3 separate regions of the Homo sapiens genome follow, and regions 2 and 3 are each linked to region 1. The links are chromatin loops, found by intact Hi-C in ENCODE. Cell type or tissue: IMR-90. All regions are shown on one strand.

What was found. Peaks named below come from ENCODE experiments on the same cell type or tissue, not always from the same donor. Only the 100,000 strongest peaks of a DNase experiment are listed, where the experiment ranks them.
Region 2: it touches region 1 in a loop (7-fold over the local background); 29 of 110 quality-filtered maps call a loop at or near these places.
Region 3: a loop joins it to region 1, with 8 times the contacts of the local background. A loop is called at or near these places in 62 of 110 quality-filtered maps.

The regions. Positions count from the first base shown.
Region 1 is chr7:41,701,641-41,709,640 of GRCh38, forward strand. It overlaps INHBA (inhibin subunit beta A), which reads right to left and starts at 1,450. Exons shown (of 3, transcript NM_002192.4): 1 at 1,365-1,450. All of the region lies in intron 1 of INHBA-AS1 (INHBA antisense RNA 1), which reads left to right. RefSeq lists enhancers at 3,491-3,580, 7,498-8,000. In IMR-90, CTCF peaks have their summits at 3,656 (motif pointing left) and 4,082; DNase peaks (open chromatin) are centred at 1,541, 3,661, 4,061 and 7,101; H3K4me3 peaks cover 3,434 bases; H3K27ac peaks cover 3,776 bases.
Region 2 is chr7:40,229,438-40,237,437 of GRCh38, forward strand. All of the region lies in intron 6 of SUGCT (succinyl-CoA:glutarate-CoA transferase), which reads left to right. Among named protein-coding and RNA genes, the nearest start is that of SUGCT, 98 kb to the left of the region's middle. In IMR-90, a CTCF peak has its summit at 3,292 (motif pointing right); a DNase peak (open chromatin) is centred at 3,294.
Region 3 is chr7:40,325,625-40,333,624 of GRCh38, forward strand. The region is part of intron 9 of SUGCT (succinyl-CoA:glutarate-CoA transferase); the gene reads left to right. Among named protein-coding and RNA genes, the nearest start is that of SUGCT, 190 kb to the left of the region's middle. In IMR-90, a CTCF peak has its summit at 4,131 (motif pointing right); a DNase peak (open chromatin) is centred at 4,147.

The DNA of each region.
Region 1 (8,000 bases):
TACCACCACTCGCCGGACTTCACAGATAAAATGCAAAATTCTCTTGGCCTTTCCCACATCCTTTTATAAAAAGAGTGCACTCGTATGACTTGAATAACTGGTCCTATGGGAAAAGACTCTCTAAAATATATTGGCAAATTATTTTTCTCTGTCATGTGGTAGTTTTTTCAGCTTGCCCCAAGCCTGTCCCGACCAGTGCATTCATAGACAGCCTCCTTGACTGCTTCTTTTTCCCTCAAAGGAACAGTGCAGATGAAATCATCATGGATTTTAGTGTGCACAGAAAAAGAAAAATGTGAATTTTTTAACAATGCCTTTCTAAGGCTTAAAAAAAATTCTTCCCCCTCCCCTCTTTTTCATTTTCTGTCTTATTGCTTTTATCTTGCAGAAGAATCTTTAAGGGGTCCATCTGTTAAAGCGTTCCTTCCCTCTCGGTTTCTTTCCCACACATAAGCCCTCTTGGTTTCTGAAGATACACTCAGCTTATATCTGACACCTAGTGTGTTCATAGCATTACAGTCAAGCAATGCAGTTTAGGTGGAAAGAGTTAATAAATATCATTACTACAAGATAAGATCTGAGTGCAAGGGGAAGAGGGCAAGAAAATTGTGACACTAAGTTATAATTACAGTTTGCACAGGTTAACAATGCTTTCTGAATTATATATACTGTCCCCTTTTCCAAAACAACTATTTGTAAGACTTTTTCTGTTACAAGTAACCTAACACCTTTGGGGTTTCAGCTCCAGAAACATCAATTACTCCACCATTATTGTTAAAACTTTGTCAACATTGCCTAAAAAGCCTCATATTTTTTACGGGGATGGTGAAAGAGAATGGGGGAGGCAGGGGACATTTGTGTTACAATGGTTTTATAAAAAATCTTTGTGCTATAATACTTAACATCATCCACCTATTTGGAGTCACATATACAGTACCCAAAATGTTTTGCAGTTCAATTAAGTTTTACAAGAAAGTCTGAAATACAACCAAAAGTTTAATGGCTCTAAACAACTCAGGAGTCCTAATAGCAGCATTTAGATAAGTGCAACTTATCAATATTTGGATTCTCTCTGCATCTGAGTATGTGTGTGTTCCCTGAATTTACTGTTTGCGAATGTAACTCTTAAAAATAGCTTTCTCTTTGGCATATGTACTTGTATATATGTGCTGAGTGGCTTGTATAAACATATAATCTATTTGCATGCTCTAGGACTATTAAAAGCTGTATTAACCTGCCTGAATAATATAAAAAGGTACACATCACAATGCACATTGGAAATGCCAATTAGTTGTAAAATTCCTCCTAGCTTTCCTATCTTTGAATGTGTAAAGAGCTCAGAAGTAAGAGTTAAAAAGCATTACCTTTCTGGTCCCCACTCTTCCACCAGCCGGCTCTTGTATCATGTGGTAAGAGCTGTCTGAGCTCCTCTTCATGGTATTGGCACTGTGAAGTTTTATACTGTACTACTTATTTGTACACCACACATTGGTACCACTGAAACAGAGGAGGGCTGGGGCTTTGTTTGGGATTGGTTGGAATCAGCATGACATCAGCGGATGACTGGTTTTTCCAGTGTGAGACATTTCATAATTCATTATCTAATGGAAAGCCCTTCCTGGCTTCTGAGACACTACTGGGTGATGCACTGAGCCAGTGAAACCTCTGGCTAGGATTACTCTACCTTTTAGAAAAACATTGGAATCAAATAGATATGTCTCAATGAGTGTGTCCAACTTTCAACTTTTACTACTCGCACACACGTCTCGTTATATTCAGGTTCAGTTTTATGTCTTTACATAAAACATCTGTTACTTCATGAAGTTGCTTCTATTTACAAAGTATTTTATTGTTTCTTTCAGGAAAGAAAATTGGTAGTGTTCTTTATAGGGATTCTAATTTTATATTTTTAAAATAAGCTATTTCATTGAGGAAAAAAATTGGGAAAATCTGTATAATCATATGATGATGGTCTCCCCCGACCCCAACCAACTTACACTATTATTTTACATCTTGAAATTGAATGCCTGCTTCATAAATCAAGAACTTTGGAAATAGTAATTCTCTTTAAATGAACTTCATAAGTATCCTTCCCAGGTCTTTAGAATCTCATTCTAACTAACCAAACACACACACACACACACACACACACAACAACAACAACAACAAAAACCCTCATGCATCATTCTTTTTTACCAGAACTTCAACTCCTATAATTTCTAAATTGTTACAAATATAACAGCAGATTAATGAAAAGAAGTGAACACTCCTTGAAATAGGGGTAAAGCTGGTCAGGCTTTTTTTGTGGGGGAGGGGTGTTGGCAAGTCTGGTAAATAACACAGGAGGAAGGGGTCCTCTGACAAGAACGGTGAAGGGTTGTTTGAAGGACTACAGTTGAAGCATAAGCCCAGTTCTCATGACAAGTTGGATAAAATGTGCAAAATTGGGAGCTAATGAGAGCCATATGACCAGATATGTTGTTTTGTATGCAGGATTTAACATGCATAAAATAAACTTTTCACTGTGCCCACAAGCAAAATATAGAGGCTCTGGCCTCCTGATGTGTGGCTTAAGCAGGTTCCATTAGGACACCAGAAGTTTTCTGTGTAAAAGGGTCTCTCTTGGCTAGATACAGAGAAAGTGTGGGTGCTGAGCTGCATGGGGGTGGGGGGAAGGAGTATTCTAAGAACTGCATATGCAGAAATGAAGTAGGAAAAAAATCATTAGGTTGTAGAGGAAGAGAGTGAATCTGAGTGGCGAAGACAGAAATAGGATTAATGATGGTGAACTCCAAACCTGCCCCTCAGCTTAGCACTGGGTGAACTCAAACCCTTTATAAGAAAGAAACTTCTCCACCCTTTTTGCTGAGAATTAGTGGAGTCAATGACCTTCAGGGCATCTAAACTCACCCCTGACCCACACATGAACCCTAGTGTCCTGAAAACATCCCCTCCGCCTCCACACAAAGTAGTGTGTGTGTGTGTGTGTGTGTGTGTGTGTGTGTGTGTGTGTGTGTAGGTGACGTGGGGTGGGGGTGGGGGGCACAAAACAAACCCAGATCAGATCCCAGTTCCTCTGCTCACTCACCGTGTAAACTCAGGCCTCAGTGTTCCCATCTATAAAATGGGATCCATGATATGAACCTGTGGGGGTCAAGTGCAGCTGTCAGATAATAATAAGTGATACTATTTCTGAGAAGCCTGGTGGCTGTTCTTAAACATGGGTGTCACAGGAATCTGCAGCTCTCTGACCAGAGGAGCCACAACACAAGTGTGACTCTGAAACTCCGCTGGCCATCTGATGCCACCGAGTGCCCACCTGCCAGGCCAGCCTACCAGCCGTGCTGCAACCCCTCTGCAACCACCTGCACCACAGTGGCAATGCCTCCTCCCTCGGTGCAAATCAAGGTGGGGGTGGTGGAGGAAGCAGGCAGGTTAAAATAGCTTCTGTGGAATATTCTAGACTGGGAATCAGCTTTTCCCTGCGGAACTCAAGGGCCCGGGGCACAAGCTGGTCAGCCCAGTCCTGACCAGAATCTCCTTCTCCTTCCTTGGTTTGGTTTCTCTTTCACTTCCCCCTCCCCCGGAGCTTCCCCGCACCCCAGGCCCTTCGGGTCCCGGCTTCTCGGCCCTGCTACTGTACCTTGAGCAGCACCTGCTGGCAGCTTCCAGGGATCACGCCGGAACGCGGCCGCTGCTCGAGCCCAGCTCGCAGGATGCCTGGAGCCAGGGCCAAGCCGGTCTAAGCGGCAGCCTCTATTTTTACCCTGAGCACCAGCAAGGGCAACTTCTTTTAAGAGCAGCTCTTGATTTTTTCCCCCCTTTTGGCAGCTAAAGAATTCAGGGAGGGGAAAAAAATCACTGTTCAGTGAGTGCAGCTGGGAATCTCTGAACCCAGCCCTCAGTGCCAGGGAGTGAAACCACAGCAAATGTCAGGGAGCGGGACCTGCGGAGGGGCCGGCTGGCTCCCCGCGGACAGAGGCGAGCCGGGAGCGCTCGCGCACCAGCCAACTGCCCCCTTCTGAGTGCGGAGCGCGGTCCTCCAGCGACTGCACTAGCAAAGTGGCCCGCTGCCACCGCGTTATTCACCTAGTGGAGGCGGCCTGATTTACTGGCGACTTCACAAACCCAACTCCACGCTGGAGCATTTGCATGGCTCTGTTCTCGCCTCGAGGAGCAGCCACTAGCGAACCCGGTGGAGCAGCTTGCTGCGAGAAGGAGCCGGGAGGGAAACTGTGGTACCTTATTTTACTGTAATTGCAAAAGGAACGATGTGCCAGAGATTTATATTTAGAAGTTGTATGTTTCTACTTTTATGTAAATGGAGCAATTAGGGCCTGTCTTGCTGCTGCTAACTCCAATGCGTGTGCATTGCTGGGGAGCTGGTGTTTTCAATCACAATTAGTGAGCTGGTCAAAAAACAAAGTTCGTTTAAGGATAAGAGCTCAATTGTGCGAATGGGGGAGAGGCCAGCGTTCGTGTGCTGGCCCGTGGCTTACGGTGACACCTAGCTTAGGGCCACGGCCAACCCTATAGTGGTGTTTACCTGTGGCAGCAGCTGTCCCTGTTCAAAGTTGGCATAGATGAGGAAGCAAGAATGTTCACTTTTCTTCTCAAACCGTCTGTCCTTCAGCTTTCATCCACGCTATTAACTGGTCTCTTTCCTCACTACTCCTGGAGCAAGGAGACAGGACCAGAAAAGGGAGTGGGGGTTGGGGCATTTTTCAGGGCTCTATTATTTTAGCTGCTGCTCACGGATTGCTGTTATTCAGTCAAAAATACAAGCCAGGAGACGCGAACGCCCCAAGCAGGTGACTGGGATGTTGTTCTCTGATTCAGCTGAAATGACACAAGGCTGGGGGTTCAGAGGCACGGACAAGAGTGCTGACGAGTCACGGTGTTTTCTTTCCTTCCTATGAAAAAATCTGTTTCCAAAAAAGCATGATTTCTGGTTCATCCCGTCTGGGAAACCGAACATAAAACGTGACTATGGAGAGAAATCAAAAGGACTCGAGGTGTTCCCAGCAGCTGATGTGTTATTCTGGGGCTCAGGCCGGAAAACCTGGCCTTGTTGGTGAGGGGTGACTCCCTCCAGAGGCAGCTCAGAATCCAGAGAACGTGGGCAGGATCCAGAGTACTATTTGCTGCAGGGAGACTGCGAGAGTCTGTGATGAAGGGTCTCATCAAATGGTTTAAATCGAACATGGGATTGGCAAACCCTGCCTGTTTCCTGGACAGCCGCAGCCTGTACATAGCTTGGGCTGAATGTTAGGTAGAAAGATTTGGGACAAAGGAGAATCAGCGTTTCACGTTCAAAATTGAACTGGGAAGCTGTTTTGCTTTTAAGTTAAATCAATGAATGAATAGATCGAAACAGAGAGAGAGAGGAAAGCATTAAAAAGTCCCCTGAAATTCATTGAGAACAACAGGGTCAGAAATGGTTAATCTGAAACTTGACTCGTAAGCTTCACATTTCTTTCAGAACCACCAGAATATCCCACAAGGCCTTCTGCTATGTAAGAGCACTCTGTTTTTAGATTATTTGGAAATGCTGCTTTCTGAACCAAGGGAACCCAGATACTAGAACTAAAACAATTAGGGAAAAGAGAAGGAGGAAGAAAACCCAGTAAGTAACCTATTACTCTTCATTCTACAGCAGTGGTTCTCAACCGGGGCGATTTTGCTCCCCGGGGAACATCTGGCCATGTTTGAAGACATTTTGGTTGTTACAGCTGGGAGGGAGGTTCTACTGATCATTAGTGGGTAGGGCCCAGGGATGCTGCTGAATATCCTACCATGCACAGGACAGCCCCCAACAACAAGAAATTACCTGGCCTACAGTGTTCATTGTTCTGCAGTTGAGATACCCTGATTTCATATTATAATTGTAAAGTTTCACTCAACCTTCTCCCTATCCATCTCCAAGAGGCCTTGGAAACCAAAAAAAAAAAAAAATTGCAGCTCTACAAAATACTAATAATTCAAGTGATTCTGCTTCCTTTTGCATCTTATGTTTTCTGATTACTGGAGACTACAGATACAATGTTCCTCTTGGGCAACCTCGTTGTTCCAACCAACTTTCACGTATGGTCTCAATACATTTTCCTGCTGGCTTTTTGTTCTGACCTAAAGCAGAATCTTGGTGACCAGCAACAAAATGAGATGGGCTGGCCCACACCCAAGTTGTTAGGAGACAAGAGACTCATGCAAAAGAGTAAATGAATAAAGGATTGAGTTGTTCATTTTAGCAATTCAGTATCAGATAAATCCATGCAATAGAGAATTCCCTGAAGTAAAATTCACAAACGTAGGATAACCATGCCTTTCTCCTAGAGCAAACAAATATGATGTAGCTTGATTTTATTTGTTTAATACCTTAGGGGAATGACATACAATCAATATCCAAAGAGATAAAACAGTGTTTTGCTAAATCCTAATGGCTGTTGCAAGCAACATTATATTCTCCAAACTTCCTTTGTAAAAGGAAGTGGTGTGTCTATTAAAGGAAGGCCATGCCCTTCCAGGTGTTGCTCTCCTGTGAGGACTGGGGAAACTATTGTGAAGGATTCCATCTCATGGAAAATCGTAAGAGTAATCAACAAGTATTGGTGAAATGCACAAGAGGGAAGTTGCCTGGATAAAACTAGCTTAGAACTGAAATCCTGTTGTCCATACAGTGAGTGCTTACTTCCCTGGTTCATCACTTAGCTCCTGAGTAAAATGGGTCATCCAGAAAGGAAAGGGTAGGTCAGAGATCATTTTAAGATGAAGGGAGCCATGAGGGGAATGTCTTAGACACTCTGACGCCGTATCATCTCTTCCAACGTGTGAATCACTGTCTCCTCAGGTAAATGGTCATTTTGGAACCAAAGGCCTCAATCAACTTTCAAATGATTCAGAAATGCCTGGACTTCTTCCCAAGAAGTAACCATGTAGTACATGTAAAAAAAATTCAATATTGAAAGAAATACTCATTTACAACCACTATATAAAAACATATATTGAAAAAAACCCAGACTAACTCAACCTGAAGAAATATGCCCTCAACATTCTTCCTGACCAATATATATTTCAAAATTGTTTATCATGACTCAGTTCTAACCCAATCAGGAAACATCTGCTTCAACAATTTATCTTCCTATTGCCTCAGAAGATTATTGAAAAATACCCCCCAAGGAATGCGGAACAGATTGTTGTAATCATTTTTCTCACCTGGATCCCCTTGGGTAATAAGTTCCATTGGTGACTTGAAGACATGGTGGTTTAGCACGTAGATTCCATTGGACTGATAAGAGAGCAGCAATCTTGATTTGCATCCACTTTTGCCTGTCCACAAAGATCCCCCCACAACCTGTTCCCAAATCGCTGCTTGGAGGGAAAAAGCCCGACAGAAAAGCCTGGGGGCAGTTCTGTGTGTATTTTTTTTAAATCAGTGAATTGCTGCCTCCCTCGTGTCCTAATAGAGTCCAAAGGTTCTGCCCTCTGTGGGAGCAGCTCCAAGGCATGGGCTGAGTGCTGCTGTTCACGAGTCCTGTGGACTCGCGTGGACACTGGCAGCAGCTCAGCTAGGTGAGTAAATATTTCCAGGTGGCCCACTCTAATTTTAGGAAGGTCAAGTTTGCAAAGGTGAAATAGCAAGTAGGACTTCTGTCACTTTAGATTGGAAAAGCAAACTGTAATTAAGCACAATATTCTTACAAAGTTTAAAATGGAATCACTGAATTCTACAACCAGCTTTAAACTTTCAAAAAATAACTTATGGCTACAATCCCTCTTCTACTCATTGAGTTCCTCTTAAAAGATGGAAGAGTATAATGAATGAGGGAGGAGCCTCTATAGTAGAAGGAAAAAAACACTCCAGAAAACCTCTCTCCAAAAGGCCAGGGGTTCATTTGTGATCCCTTAATGAAACAGGGGCAGAAAGCCAACAAGGTAATTTTGGCCAACTCCAACATCACTTAACTATGAGCTGAGAATAATTAAAATGGTGCTCCCTGTAG
Region 2 (8,000 bases), 1.5 Mb before region 1:
CAACCCAGCAGGTGGAGGTTGCAGTGAGCCGAGATTGCTTCACTGAACTCCAGTCTGGGCAATAGAGTGAGACCCCGTCTCAAAAAAAAAAAAGTCCTGGTGCGGTGGCTTACACCTGTAATCTCAGCACTTTGGGAGGCTGAGGCAAGTGGATCACGAGGTCAGGAGATATCAAGACCATCCTGGCCAACATGGTGAAACCTCATCTCTACTAAAAATACAAAAATTAGCTGGGCTTGGTGGTTGCGTGCCTGTAGTCCCAGCTACTCGGGAGGCTGAGGCAGGAGAATCACTTGAACCTGGGAGTTGGAAGCTGCAGTGAGCCGAGATCGTGCAACTGCACTCCAGCCTGGTCACAGATCAAGACTCTGTCTCAAAAAAAAAAAAAAAAAAAGCATCAGGAGTTTATACCTCCTATCATTTTAATTCAGAAACATCCTACACTAGAAAATGAGTAGAGAAATAAACAGAATCCAGGTATGTATGTACATTTTGAAGAATTACATTACTTACTATGAAACATTTTATTGCATTTTATTCTCCTTTGAGGTAAACAGTCTATTGTTGGAGTTTCTGTAGTTGCTTAGAATATTAATCTTAACCTTCTAGCTAATAACAATGGTATTACTTTTAAATATACACTGTTTTTGAACTCATTACCAGGATAGGTCTTAGTCCTCTTTGAAACCTGCTTCTTTCTTGTCTCTAGTAACCTATCATTGACCAGGTCTGTATCTTAAAGAGTGCTAGGTTTGAGCTGTCCTTGAACTGACAAACAATGGAGATGAGGATCACAAGTGAAATGGCATGTATAGAGGCCCAGAGGAATTAAAGAGTTTGCATGTCTGAAGAACGGCTATTCTAAGTATGCATGTCACGTGGTGGCCAGAGATAAGATATAGGTAGTGAGTGGGGGCTAGGTCACAAACAATTCAGTATGTCATGCTAAGGAACTGTTATTTTTATCCTACAGGCAATTTCGTAAGAATTTCAATAAGGAAATGTCTTGATTAGAATTACAAATTCGAAAGGCTTTTGTAGCCACATGAAGAATAAACTGAGACAGGGGAAGTGGTAAGCAGGCTATCGCAGGACATGAGAGGCTGGATGGATTTGGGAATTACTTGGCAGGTCAAATAATTAGGAATTAGTGATCTATTGGATATAGGCAGGAAGTAAAAGAATAGAGTCCAGGATGGCCCTTAGGTTTCCTTCAGTTTGAATTAGTGAATGTAGAAGGAGCAGTCTGGGTTGGTGGCATATGAATGTGACTTAAGTGGGATAACTTCTTCTTAGGGGTTGTCAGCTTGCATTCCCTTGGACTTTCTGGTGGAGATGTCCATACATGCATAAATATATATAAACATCTTTTTATTTAAGGACCCAGACTTGGGTTCAAATCTAAGCTCTGTTACTTCCTATTTGTGTGACCTTGAGTAGGTTAGTTAACCTTTCCATGTCTCAGTTATAGTTGTAAAAAGGGGATAATTCATAGAGTTGTTATATGAATTAAACAAATAATTGACAAAAGTCTAACAGAGTGTCTAATACACAATAACTTGATAAATGTTGTCATTGTTATTCTAGATACGGGAATTTCCAGTATCTTGTTTAGAAGGGATGAGATTCATTAGAGAGATGAGAATGAGAAGAGAGAGGACCAAATATGGACTGTTGGGGAATGCCAACAGTTGAACCTCAGAAACTCAGTTGCCAGGAGTCCTCTACCCTCAATAGGTTATTTCAGACATCACTGGAGGGAGCAGAGGTTTATCTCTGTCCTATAGCCGGTTGTAACAAGTGTTGTTTTTATTCCCAGACTTATATATTCACATTCACTCATTTATTAAACATGCTTTTGCTAAGTTACTGGTAGACGTAATTCTAGGTGCTAAAGATATTGCAGAGAACAGTCACCTTGGTCACAGGCCTCAGGGTACTAACATTCTAGAGGAGAGAGATATCCATCAAAAATATAAAAGTATCCACTAGTGATAAGTACTTTAGAGAGAATGAAAATATCATAAAATGCTAGAGAATTCCTAGGAGTCTATGTTAGATTGGGTGGTAGAGAAAGCTTCTCTGAGGAGGATGTAGTAGCAAGCCATGTGAAGATTGGAGAGAAATACATCCTAGGTTGTGCAAAGGCCCCACCTTGGGAATAAGCTGTGGAGAACACTAAAAACAATATCAGGGCCCAAGATAGGGCATTGGGAAAACAGACGAGCTGAGGCCAAAGAGTAGGTAGTAACCAAGCCATGTGGGGCCCTCTAAGCCAGGATAAAGAGTGGAGGTTTATTTTAAGTGACTTGGAAAGCCCTTAAAAAGCTTTAGGCAGGAAAGTAGTGTACTGATTTACCTTTTCAAAAGGTCACTGTATGGTTGAGCGTGGTGGCTTATGCCTGTAATCCTATTACTTTGGGAAGCTGAGGTGGGAGGATTGCTTGAGCCCAGGAGTTGAAGACTAGTCTGGACAACAAAGCAACACCACATCTCTACAAACAATTTTAAAAATTAGCTGGATGTGGTGGTGCATGCCTGTGGTCACAGTTACTTGGGAGGCTGAGGCAGGTGGATTGCTTCAACCCAGGAGTTTGAGGCTTCAGTGAGCTAAGATCACACCACTACCCTCCAGCCTGGGTAATAGAACAAGATCCTGTCTCAATCAATCAATCAGTCAATCACTGTGATCACAAGAGTCAAAAATGAGGTAGGGAGAGCAGAAACAGGTGGCTAATGGAATAGTCTAGATGAGAGATACTTTATTTTGTTCTCTTTTTTCCTTTTATTATCAAGTGAAAGCCTCATCCTGAGTCTCTTGGTTGCTTGGAAGCCTCAAAGCTGTCCTTGAACAGATCCCTGTCGGGAGAGTTGTTTTGATAATTGAGGTTCTCCAGGCCTAGAGCAGTGATGACCTACTGAAGGTCGTTAACCTGACTCTTAACCCAGGGCAACAGGGGTTAATGAGTGGGGTTCTAAGAGTATGAGCATGTATTCAATTACTTTCTTCTGAGGAGAGTTCATAGCTTCTTACCAGTTTGTCAAAGGGACCTGTGACCTCCAAAAGTATAACCATTAACAAGACAGTGTGTTGAGCACTGATGGGAGAGAGGGAAAACACAAAGTCAGACATAATTAAGAAGAAAAATGGGGTAGGCAGGCCAGATCATATGGCACTCAGGGAAAATATTAAGAGATAATAAATCTTTTCCCCTTAGCTTCCTCCCTGTACGTTTTTACCAACGTCTAGAAATTCACGTTTTGCTTTCAGTGTCCATAAATGCCACAAGATGGCGAGGTTGCTCCTTAAAATGAATGTGAATTACCAAGTGGAAGAGAGGGAGAAAGAGAAAGAAAATGTGTGTTGGGTATTCCTCTCTGATTTTCCATAACTTCCCTGATTTTTCTTAGCTCTTTACTTGAATATAAAGTAGAATCGATATGCATACATTTTTCCTCTTTAATTTAGATTTTAATCATAGTTGTTTTTGGAATTGTAAAGCTAAAAATAAAATTTAAAGGAACTATCTGGATCCCAGGCTTAACATTTTTTCTACCTCTTCATTAAATTATTAATGAATAATTTCATTCTGCACATCACCAACAGAGTAATCTTAGTAAAATACCATTTTGATGTTCATTCTCTGCTTTAAAATTTTATTTATTTATTCTCATAAAATTTATTCATAGTACTGGTAGTCAGTATTTAAATAGTTACAAGTATAAGGTGAAAATGTGGAATAATTTTTGACTCCTATTATGGAATATATATGTTTATTATTATTATTATTATTATTTTTGAGATGGAGTCTTGCCCTGTCGCCCAGGCTGGAGTGCAATGGCACGATCTCAGCTCACTGCAAGCTCTGCCTCCCGGGTTCAAGCAATTCTCCTGCCTCAGCCTCCCAAGTAGCTGGGATTACAGGCATGCGCCACCATGCCTGGCTAATTTTTTGTATCTTTAGTAGAGACAGGGTTACACCATGTTGGACAGGCTTGTCTTGAGCTCCTGACCTAGTGATCCACCCACCCCGGCCTCCCAAAGTGCTGGGATTACAGGCGAGAGCCACGTTTATTATTATTATTGTCAGCTTCTTCGCTATTATGAACAAGTGCAAGATTCCACGTACAAAATATCTTAATTTTTATGGTTTATTAAACAACATAATTTAAATGCTTAGATGTCTATTGTCATCATTTGACATACCTCAGGGTAGTTTTCTTTTTGTTATTCTCAACATTTTGTAGAAAAGGTAAGCTAATATATTATTTATACATTGATTAATGCATCTTTAGTAATTATGTATATTTAGCTCTTGATATAAAATTCATTTTGCTTGTGTTATCTAATCAAATTAAATCCTCATAAGAAATCTATGAGATAAATGTGAATATTGCCATTTTACAGATGAAGACATTGAGGCTTAGGAAGATTGAATGAATTGTCAAAGATTTAATAGTTGGCAGAACTATAATTTGAATCCAGATTTTTTTTAATCCTAAAACTCCCCTTTTTCCCTATACTTTACTGCTTCCAATGAGAGCAACTATTCCTTTTCTCTTTAATAGAAATACTTAGAAGTTGTAATTTAAAGTAATTAGGATATTTGTGTCTCTCCCTTGTTCTAAGCTGAACAAAAAGAGAATTTTTCCTGCAGGCCTTTATTTAGAAGAGTCCTTTTAGAGTTGCACTGATGGTGAGGGACCTGGGTTTGTCCCATTTGAGGGATTTGGGCTCCTGGCCAGAAGCACCTGATTTTCCGAACCTAGAGTTAACTGAAACTTAATTTCTTTTGTTGACTTCCTGCTGAGATAACAGGTGGTTCACAGTGCACAGGCCTTCCTGCCGATGGTGGCAGCTTCTTTCTGTTCCTGGAGACTTGTTTTGTGCTGGGGACTACCAGTGGTTTGAAAACCATTGCTTTGAAGGCTGGAATCCCGGGCCAGGGTGCCCTCTACAGCAGCACACTACCTGCCCTGGAACTCATTCTCTAAAACTTGGCGTTATTTCTGCACAGAGAATGTTGGCTTATAGTTTATTTCTCTTTATTTGCTTCATATCCCATTTTTGTTCTTCTAAAGACTGAGAAAGTAATAGTTAAGAATTTATACATTTTGTTATTGATATTGGGAGATAAAACTGTAATTTACCTGAATCAAGACGTTTGGGTTTTTCAGTATGGTTTTATGTGGCCGGGCGTGGTAGCTCATGCCCAATCTCAGCACTTCGGGAGACTGAGGCTGGTGGATCACTTGAGCTCAGAAGTTCAAAACCAGCCTGGGCAACATAGTGAAATCCCATCCCTACCCAAAATGCAAAAATTAGCTGGGTGTAGTGGTGTGTGCCTGTAGTCCCAGCTACTGGGGAGGCTGAGGGGGGAGAATTGCTGGAACACAGTCAGTCGAGGTTGCGGTGAGCCCCGACGGTGCCACTGCGCTCCGGTCTGGGTGACAGAGTGAGACCCAGTTTCAAAAAAAAGAAAAAAGAAAAAAAAAAGAAAAAGATAATGGTTTTATTTTTTCTTCATGTAACAGTTCTAATTGAAAGATAGGCATAGTGGAAATAAAATTGACCATGAATAATTATTGAAGTTGACCGATGGGTTTATTATATATTCTATCTATTTTTATTTGAAATTTTCCAAGATAAAACATAAGCAGAGACATGTTTTAACACCTTTTTTTAATCATCAATAATTATAATCTTGAATTATTTTAATTCCTTCATATTAAGTGATAATTTTATCTGTGGAGTTTGTTTTACATACTCTTATTTGTGACAAAGATCATTTCTGGTGGCGAATGCATCTGGGTAGATTAATTGGTGATTATCACTCACTTTTGTGGTTTTATTTATTTACTTTTTATAGATTGTTTTTGAAAAAAATTTTTGTTATTTTTATTTTTTGAGACAGACTCTCACTCTATTGCCCAGGCTGGAGTGCAGTGGCATGAACTTGGCTCACTGCAACCTCCACCTCCTGGGTTCAAGCGATTCTCCTGTCTTAGCCTCCCAAGTAGCTGGACTACGGGCATGCACCACCACGCCTGGCTAATTTTTGTAATTTCAGTAGAGACGGGGTTTCACCATGTTGGCCAGGCTGGTTTCAAACTCCTGACCTCAAGTGATCTGCCTGCATTGATCTCTCAAAGTGCTGGGATTATAGGCGTGAGCCACCGCATCCAGCCAAAAAATTATTTTTATATAAAATATTTTTGCACTCATTCATTCCTTCAATAAATGTTATTGAACACTGTTCTAGAGGCTGGGGATACAGCAGTGAACCAAACAGAAAAACATTCTGGAGTATACACTTTAGTAGGGAGGAGACAAAATAAATCTAACAAATAATGGTATTGTGTTTCTATTGTGATAAGTGCTGTGGCAACATATATAATGAGGGTGCTCTTTTACAAAAGGTTGAGGGAGAGTCTTCCAGGTGGCTGGAGAAACAAGGCTTGCAGGCAACCCTTTCATGGCCTTCCTAAAGCAGCATATGCAGGGAATATCAGCAAGTAGCTGATGTGTATGGAAAGCTCTTCATTGGGTCACTCTGCTTGATATGAAGGATTTGGAGACAAATTTATGTAGCTTCTGATACAACCTTTATTTATTTTTATTTTTGTTATTATTTTTTGAGGCAGAGTCTTTCTCTGTTGCCCAGGCTGCAGTGCGGTGGTGCAATCTCGGCTCACTGTAACCTCTGCCTCCCGGGTTCAAGCAGTTCTCCTGCCTCAGCCTCCCCAGTAGCTGGGATTACAGGCGCCTACCACCACACCCAGCTAATTTTTGTGTTTTTAGTAGAGACGGGGTTTCACTGTGTTGGCCAGGCTGGTCTTGAACTCTTGACCGCAGGTGATCCTCCCGCCTCCCAAAGTCCTGGGATTATAGGCGTGAGCCACCACGCCTGGCCTGATACAACTTTTATGATGTAGCAATAAGCATCAGGACTGAGGGGAGTAGAAGAAAATCTTTCCTGTGTTCTGTTGATTCTTTCTGATGGCAAAAAAAAAAAAAAAAATTTGACACCTTCTCTACCTTCTCTTTGTAATCTTAAAAATCACTTAGTTGATGTTATTGTTTATTTATGTCCAAATCTTAAAATCATTTAGGTTTTCTTTGTTTACTTGAGAAAATACATAAATAGAACTCAGGGAGATATTGTTCTGCTTAACTTTGTATATTAGCTTAACTTTGTATATTACTGTGTACAAAGCAAGGGTAGCAAATACCTGTTGGAGTCAGGGAAGTACTTGAAACCCGGCTGAGGCATATGGAAGTAGAGTGGTGGACCCTGTGGCAAATCAGAGGATTTATGCCCTATGTAGAGGGGAGAGGCAATACTCGACTCTAATTGATTATTGCATGTGAGAATGTGGGCCTGGTTTTGAATTATTTCCTTTTTTTTTGTTTTAAAGGGAGTCTCCCTGCATTGTCCAGGCTGGAGTGCAGTGGTGCAATCTCAGCTCAATGCAACCTCCACCTCCTGGTTCAAGTGATTCTTGTGCCTCAGCCTTCCCAGTGGCTGGGATTATAGGCATGCACCACCACACCTGGCTAATTTTTGTATTTTTAGTAGAGATGGGGTTTCACCATGTTGGCCAGGCTTGTCTTGAACTCGTGACCTCAAGTGATCCGCCCACCTCAGCCTCCCAAAGTGCTAGGATTACAGGCGTGAGCCACCGCACCCGGCCTGAGTTTTTTTTTAAGAATAGCCAGGGTAGGCCAGGCGCGGTGGCTCATGCCTGTAATCCTAGCATTTTGGGAGGCTGAGGCAGGTGGATCACTTCACATCAGGAGTTTGAGACCAGCCTGGCCAACATGGCGAAACCTTGTCTTTACTGAAAATACAAAAATTAGCTGGGTGTGATGGTGCACGCCTGTTATCCTAGCTACTCGGGAGGCTGAGGAAGGAGAATCACTTGAACCTGGGAGGTGGAGGTTGCAGTGAGCCGAGATCGAACCACTACACTCCACCCTGCTCGACGGGAACGAGACT
Region 3 (8,000 bases), 1.4 Mb before region 1:
GGAAACCCCGTCTCTACTAAAAAATACAAAAATTAGCTGGGCGTGGTGGTGCGTGCCGGTAATCCCAGCTACTCGGGAGGCTGAGGCAGGAGAATCGCTTGAAACCAGGAGGTGGTGGTTGCAGTGAGCTGCGATTGCACCATTGCACTCCAGCCTGGGCGACGAGCAAAACTCCGTCTCAAAACAAAACAAAACAAACAACAACAACAAAACAAAAACAAATTTCTTTTCTGACTGTATCCAAACTAAGCTGGATGCATCATGGATGTGCGTCTTTTTTTTTTGTTTGTTTTTGGCAGATTCTAGAATTCTTCTAATCTGTTTCCATTATCTCTTTAACAAATGTCAAGTTTATTATGATTCTAGTGGGTACCAAACCTAATAGCTGGCCTTGCTACAGAAGTATCTTTGAATTATGAGCTGTAGGGCAAGTGTAGGTTTCCCCCTACCATGGTTTCAGTACATTGCTTTCAAATGACTCTTGACAAACCAATTAAAACATAATTTCTTGAGTACCCTGTGGGGTAGGCAGTGTTTTAGTCCTGAAAGCCTCCAAATGAGGAAGAACTGGGCCCTTGATTTCAAGGGACTCAAAGGCAATATAGCAGGGAAAGTTGGGAGAACTTGAGCTTTGGGGTCAGACAGGCCTGGAGAATTAAAAGAGATCATTGTACTAAGTGTTTTGTGCAGCATCTGACTCTAGAAAGCCCTCAATAAAAGGTGGCTCCTGTTATTATTGGTGTGTTGAACTAATAATTATAGCTTTTGTGAATAATAGTTTCTATGAAAATATGAAATAGTCTCTATGAAAACTACCCATAGAAGCTTAGGGGCAGAGTAAATAAATAAACAGAGCTGAATTTCTTTCTTAAACTTTATGGGATTTTTAGCTTAATTTCTTTTCATTTTTTAGAGAAGAAAAGAGGGCAACACGCTGTGGTAATTTTGTTTTAAAAAAACTCTTTGTAGAACTTTTTCGGAAATTGTAGCCTTCAGCTCATTGTCCAAATATAGCATTATTAAAATTAATAGAGTTTGAGGAGAATCATGTATGGCAGCATCACTCAGTTGTTACAGGGAGTAAGGCTTCTAGTTTATTGAATGGTTTAATTAATTGAGATTGGGTATAGATTCATACTTAACAAAAGGAACCATGACAAAAATGATTTTCAGGAGTAATCTCTGAGAAGCCCACAAGATGGGAACCTACCTTTATAAAAAATATATACTCACCTTTGTAAGAGCAAAAAATTGTGGAGATTTCTCTTTTGGTTTTAAAAAGTGAAGGAAATAGAATATTTTAAACACTTGTTTTTATACCCTTAAAATTGCAAAGAATGTCGATAATGCTTACCCATTAAAAAATATTTGGAGATTTATTGGGAACGAAAGAGTAGGTGATAGCAAAGACATTAGATTACATTTCAGAGGCTTCTACAAACTTTTGATTAATTAGCACTGATGAGTTAGAATATTCAAAAGTTGGTTTTCTGGTAAATTAAGGCATGGATTGTATGAACCCCCAGCCCCTTTAGTTCTAAAGTTTTTGGCCAGGTAGCTTTTGAATATTTGCCTTTGTGTATGCCTTGATCCTTACGGATTTGGGATTCTTGTTAAAGCAAGACAAAATCTTTTGTTTGAAGATCCTGGTTAAATTTGGAACCAGTTGGCCAGGAGGTTGCCACAGTCTGAAGAATATAGGTCACTGGGCAGTCCAGGAGCAGGTAAAATTAAGGCAGATGTGCCAGCTGCGGCATAATAGCTGCCACCCTCTGGGCTACTTCTTAGGAAAGATTTGGCTGTCTTTGATTTAAAACAAAATTTCTGAAGTTAACATAAATAAGGTAACATGATGTCCAAGGGTAACTATTGCACAAAGAATAAATGCACTTACAACTGTTCAAAGACTATTATGATTTTTTAAACTCAGAATTCCCTCTGACATATAGTGTTTTAAATGTGTTTCGCTAAGAGGTAAAATAGAAGGTGGTGCAAGGAAAGTAAAAGTAGTAAATCCCTAGTTCCTTTAAGATTTTTTCGGCTTTTCTTGTATTCTTAATATATGTGCAGAACTAATGTGTTTTTATATTTTCTATGCCTAACATATTTGGCTAAAATTATCTAAAAGAATCAAAGGCCATTTTGAATATTCAGTCATTAGTTCTAGTAATATTATCTTAATCACTATAATAATTATCAGATGTAACATTTATCAATGATTACTGTGTTATTAAATATCTTACATATATTAAATCAATATTTACCACAGCCCTTAAAATAGTTATTGCTATTATCTCCACTTTCACATGTGGAAACTGAGGCATAGAGAGTTTAGATAACTTGTGCAGGGTCACAAGTCCATGGTATAACTGGGATTCTAACTGAGGCAGGGGGACTTGAGCTCATTGTACTGTATAGGCAGATGATACAATGCTGCATGTTTAGTTTCATTTTCTATCTTTATCCTACTTTTGAGAAATAATTATGTGACCTTTTCCTCTACATAATTTCCCCTTTAGGACTGCCAAGAGCAATTCAAGAGGTATAAACAATTCTGTTGTTTACTCATCACAGGGATCCTTAATTATGACTTAAAAGCAAATTTCCTTCAGAAATCAGGTTGTACATCTTTTGAATAAATCCTTTGGTCGCATATGCTAAAATGGTATTAGGTTCATAAGTAAGTGATGGTATAGTGAAGCAACTCTACCTATTAACAGTTCCATCTATTTAATGAGAACAGTCCTTGAGCAATATAGGAGTTGGGGATGGTTTTAGCTGTTGTGAGACTCATCGTTTCTAGTTTTCAACCTGTATTTCTGGAGTTTGGTAGTGTGGGGACAGAGCTGGGATGGGAAGGAATATTTGGGACATGAGGAGGAGTATTCCAGGGCCTAAGGAGGGGGATAGCCTGGGTAGAAACCAAGTAGACAGTTTTCTAAGTATTCACACCCCATTTCAACCAGAACAATTCCACCTTCTGGTAGTTTTTTGAAACAGGGATTCCACTGCTTAAAACTCATTACTTGTCCTAGATCGATCATCTTGTACTGAAGGACTTTATTGAACAAGAAAGTGGGTTTTGTACATGTGTATGTGTGTGTGTATGTGTGTGTATGTGTGTGCATGTGTGTGTATGTGTGTGTATGTGTATGTGTTTTGGAGAAAAGAGACTGATTTCCTTCAGTGCTGGAAATCATTGTTGTCGTTCCTAGAACTGTGGACCTAAAACCAAAGAATGGGTTCAAATCTACCCAAGGTGGAGGCCTAGGTGGGAAGAGTTTGGGTGAGGCCTGGCATAGCTCCTCTTTGAAGGGACACGCACATTACCTCGCAGCTAAGAGTCTAGCCTGGTGGCTCTGTGTGGAGGTCAGGGCTCTTTAGCTCAAATAAATCACACAGGACTAGTTTATGGAAACAGTTGGATTCGCATGTAGTTACATGTCCTGTTTTGTTCCTAGGGGTGTCCAGTGCAAATCTTGTTGAAATTCTGAGTAGCTGTGCTTAGCACCAACACAGTACCCTGATAGATCTCAGTTCAGGTGCAGGCTGCCTGGGGGGAAAATAACTGAGTTCTGATATGGTACCAATTACTATTATAGTTTAATATTAGGCAAATAATATAACAATGGTAGAAAGCCTGTAAGATGTTAAGTACTGAAGTGAATCTGTACTGGAGACTTGAACAAATCATGTTGATGTATAAGTATGGCTGTGAAATAGGCTGTTTCCTTCTTAAGTTTGCTTCTGGCATTTAGGAAAAGGAGTACTGCTTCAGGGACCCTGCCCAGACAGGAAATGGTACGTGTGCATGCTGAGTGGTGCTAGTGAAATAGGAACATTATACAGAATTATATTAATAATTCATTTGGCCTATTTTTCACCTGGAAAGTATTTACTCTCAAGTGCCCCCTCCTCCTTCTCGCCTGAGGGTGAAAGCAGGTGCGAAATGCTCTGGGTCCTAGTGACACTGAGTAGTCTATGGAGTGGCAGCATTGGCATCACCTGGAAGTTAGAAGTAATAGATTCATTCTAATGAACCAGAATCTGCATTTTAACAAGATGTGTGCACAGGTGATTTGTTTTCCTTAGACCCTTGTTGTCATTCTAATATGAGTCCACTAGATGTCACTCTTGTAACCTGGTAATGGGACAGGATTTTTCAATGGGGATTTGCAAGAATCCCTGAACATGATCATATTATTATTAGATGATTTCCTCCCCATCCTTACAGCTACTGATATACACATTGATTATTTAAGGTAAAACTATCATTCTCTATGGTTCAAAGTCCTGGAGAGAGATTCCTGGGAATGATTTCCATTTTTTTGGATTGGCACTCCTGCCTACTGTCTTCCCTGTTGCATGGGTTAGTCTGTCATTATATAACCTCAGCAGAGAATACACTGCAGATGCTGTGACAGGCTCACTGAGAGAACAGCATCCTGGGCTTCTGAGCACAGCAACACAGAATAAACATACAGATTTGATCTCCGTAGACATTATTGAGAACAGAAAGGAAGCAAGGCTGTATCCTGAAATTAGCATCAGCCTCTAAGATGTGATTGTTGGAGGAAGTGCTGACCTTTCTGAGTGTGTGAGGTGTCTCAAGGGAAGTTTTATAAAGAAGATTGAGTCTGCTTAGGAAATAATGTCCCAAATGTAATCTTGTAGGGAGTTAGTTTCAGCCATGAAGGTGAATATAGGGACATTTACAGGTAAAGTAATATCCTGAGGGAGAAGATATACATTTAGAGATGTATGAGGTTCCTAGGAAAGGTCCTGTTAACAACTGGTTAGGTCTGCATATTAGGAAAGAAGGGTGAAGAGGGTAAGGACTATGCTTTAGAAGATCCGATTTTTTTTTTTGCCGGATGCCTAGCTTGAGAAAAGTTAGTTCTTGAAAGAAATTACCTGCTGGCAAACGCTCCTACCTCTAAGTCCGGCATGGTTTTTCCTCTGTTTCAGTTAACAAGGTTAGCAAACAAGTCATAAAGTAGCAAGTGTTTGTGTGTGCTTGAGTGTGTTTTGTGAGTGTGTGTATTTCCTCTTCTGGATGGGGGGGCATTTATTTACTTTATATCACTAAATGCGTGGCAAATACTTGGTTTGGGTAATTTCAGCCAAGAAAATGGTTTTATTGATGTAAAAACAATACAGTTTTAGCTTACATATAATTTTCTTTTGTTCAAATAATTAAGGTCACCATAGTAATTACTTCTAAGCTTTAGGGTCTTTTCTAACATCATTTATTCTGATGTGATTCCTTATGACCAGAAACAGAATTAATTTTGAAGCATTTTAGTGAAAATGAATTTTATTTTTCTAAAACATTATCTAAAATTTAGATAATTTTTTGACTTCCCTGCGCCACATTGAAAGAAGAAGAATTGTCTTGGGCCACACATAAAATACAGCAACACCAAAGATAGCTGATGAGCTAAACAAGAAAATCACAAAAAAAATCTCGTAATATTGTAAGAAAATTCATGAATTTATATTGGGCATTCAAAGCGTCCTGGGCCACATGCGGCTTGGGGGCTGCGGGTTGGACAAGCTTGATTTAAATCATGGAAAACAAGCCTAAAATGCCCATTCCTATTCTTAGGCACAGTCTAAACATCTACTTCTTCAGTGATAGTATTTTACACACCCATCCTCTTTACTGCTGAATTTTTTTTTCCTTTTTCTTTTCACTTGTTGCTGCTGAGACTCAACTTGCTAGAGATAGCAGCACATTTAGGTGTAGTGTTTAAAAGCATGCATGAGCTTTGGAGTCAGACAGACCTTGGCACATTGCTTCATCTCACTGATCCTTAATTTCTTCATGTATAAAATAGGTATATTACTACCTGGTGACAAGTCACAGGACAGTGCATTTAAAATATGTGGCATAGGGTCTGGCACATAGCATATGTTCAGTAGCCGGTAGCTGTGACTGCCAGTACTACACGAGCTCAGAGACCGCAGGCCTGCTGCTATCTTTATCTCCCAGCTGATAACCCAGTTCATCAACTGCCAGGAGTCCTTGTTCCTATAGGTTTTGTCCACCAGAGTGGAGCTCTGGGTCATGGAGAAGTCTTCCTTTTCCTCTGCCTGGCCAATGTGTTCATGACAATGGTGTGGGTCAGTGGGGAGCAGATTGGTAGTCTGGTAGAGGGGCAGGGAAACATGTGAATCCTAGAACAGTAACTGGGAGAGAAGTTCCACACTGAGATTCTCAATGAAAATTTCCCTCATGGTGATCAAGCTCAGTAGAATTGTTAGCACCGTTAGTGTTGTTAGTATAGCCATCTTACAGGCTGGGCCATTTAAACTGCAAATGGCATAGTCACTGATTTAAGCTTTATTTCTAAAGAGAAACAAACTCTTAGAAGCAAACTGCCAAATTCTTATTGAATGTTTGCCACATAAATTCCAGATTGTCTGTTCTTTATTATCTTTATTGGTTTGGAATGACCATTTTTGGTTCAGGGAGGACCTCTAGACTTTGAATAGCTATGACTGACACCTTGGGGTCACCAGAACATTACTTGGTTAGCAGCAGTCTTGGAAAACAACTTCAAGGAAGTCTGAAGAGATCTCTCATCCTGAAAACATCCTAGTAAGAATCTTTGCACTTCCATCATAAACAGCCCCATGGTTTCGCTTGATAATATGCCACTGATGAAGAATGATGGAGATTCTGATGTGACATCACCTGTATTAGTAGTGTGCTGTCTCAAATAGAAGAAGAATACAATATTAAAGAATTAAGAGCATTATGTATCTTAAAAATAAACTCATCTTTCTTGTTAGACTTTTGGAATCTGCATTGGATTTTTTTTTTTGTTTTTTTTTTTTTACATAGTTAAATTTAAGATATATTTCTAGTCATTGTTTAAAATGCATCTCAAGAAACTTTAGAAGGGGTGTGGATTGTTCTTTTTTGCCTACCATGTCATTCCTGTTTCCATTGTAGGAATCAAATCAGTAAGTTCAGTCCTAGTTCAAAGAAGCTGGGAGGCAGGGAACAAAACTTATAATAGTGTTACTGTGTAGACTGCAAAAGAATCTGAGGTTTGTTCAGCAAACATAATGGTGCATTGAGGTGTTGCATTAATGTGGGGGGCCAGAAAATGAGCTCTGTGTGTAGTGAATCTGTTAAGTGGCAGTTTAGGGTTTAACCTAAAAACTGGGAGAAAGTTGATAAGTGCAGAGGAAGCATGAGACCCAATTTGACACAGACCTTGCTAGGGTTATGGTGTCAGGCAGTGGAGGGAGTAGTGACAGGAGAAGAGGATTTAGTGGTGTATTGGATGAAGGTGGTGTGTTGGGCATGGCAAAATCATCCATCCATCTAGACAGCAAATTAACAGTTTTGTAGAAACGTATAGTCCCCAAGTATTTATATGCATATTAGATACGTAAATGCTAAAAGCATAAAAAAAGAATGGATAGAATGATTGGTGGCAAGTAAGTATCCTGATTCCATTTTCCTTTCATAATCTTGGTAGAAGGAGTAAATTAGTAGAAACTAATGGAAACTACTACTGCTGGGTTAGGAAATCTTTAGGAGCATCAGGGTTGGATGAAATAGTGGAATTATAACATTTTATGTACAGAATGATGAAAACAGATTGAATATAATGAAAACAGTAAAGAAAATGTATAAAATAATGCTGGACAAATATATTCTCTGTGAATGAGGAAACACATGGTCAGTATGTAATAATAATAGTATATTTAGTGGCCGGGCGTGGTGGCTCACACCTATAATCCCAGCACTTTGGGAGGCTGAGGCAGGTGGATCACTTGAGGTCAGGAGTTTGAGACCAGCCTGGCCAACATGGCGAAACCACATCTCTACTAAAAATATGAAAATTAGCCCAGTGTGGGGGCATGGACCTGTAACCCCAGTTACTTGGGAGGGTGAGGCAGGAGAATTGCTTGATCCCGGGAGGTGGAGGTTGTAGTGAGCCAAGATCACACCACTGCACTCCAGCCTGGGTGACAGGGCG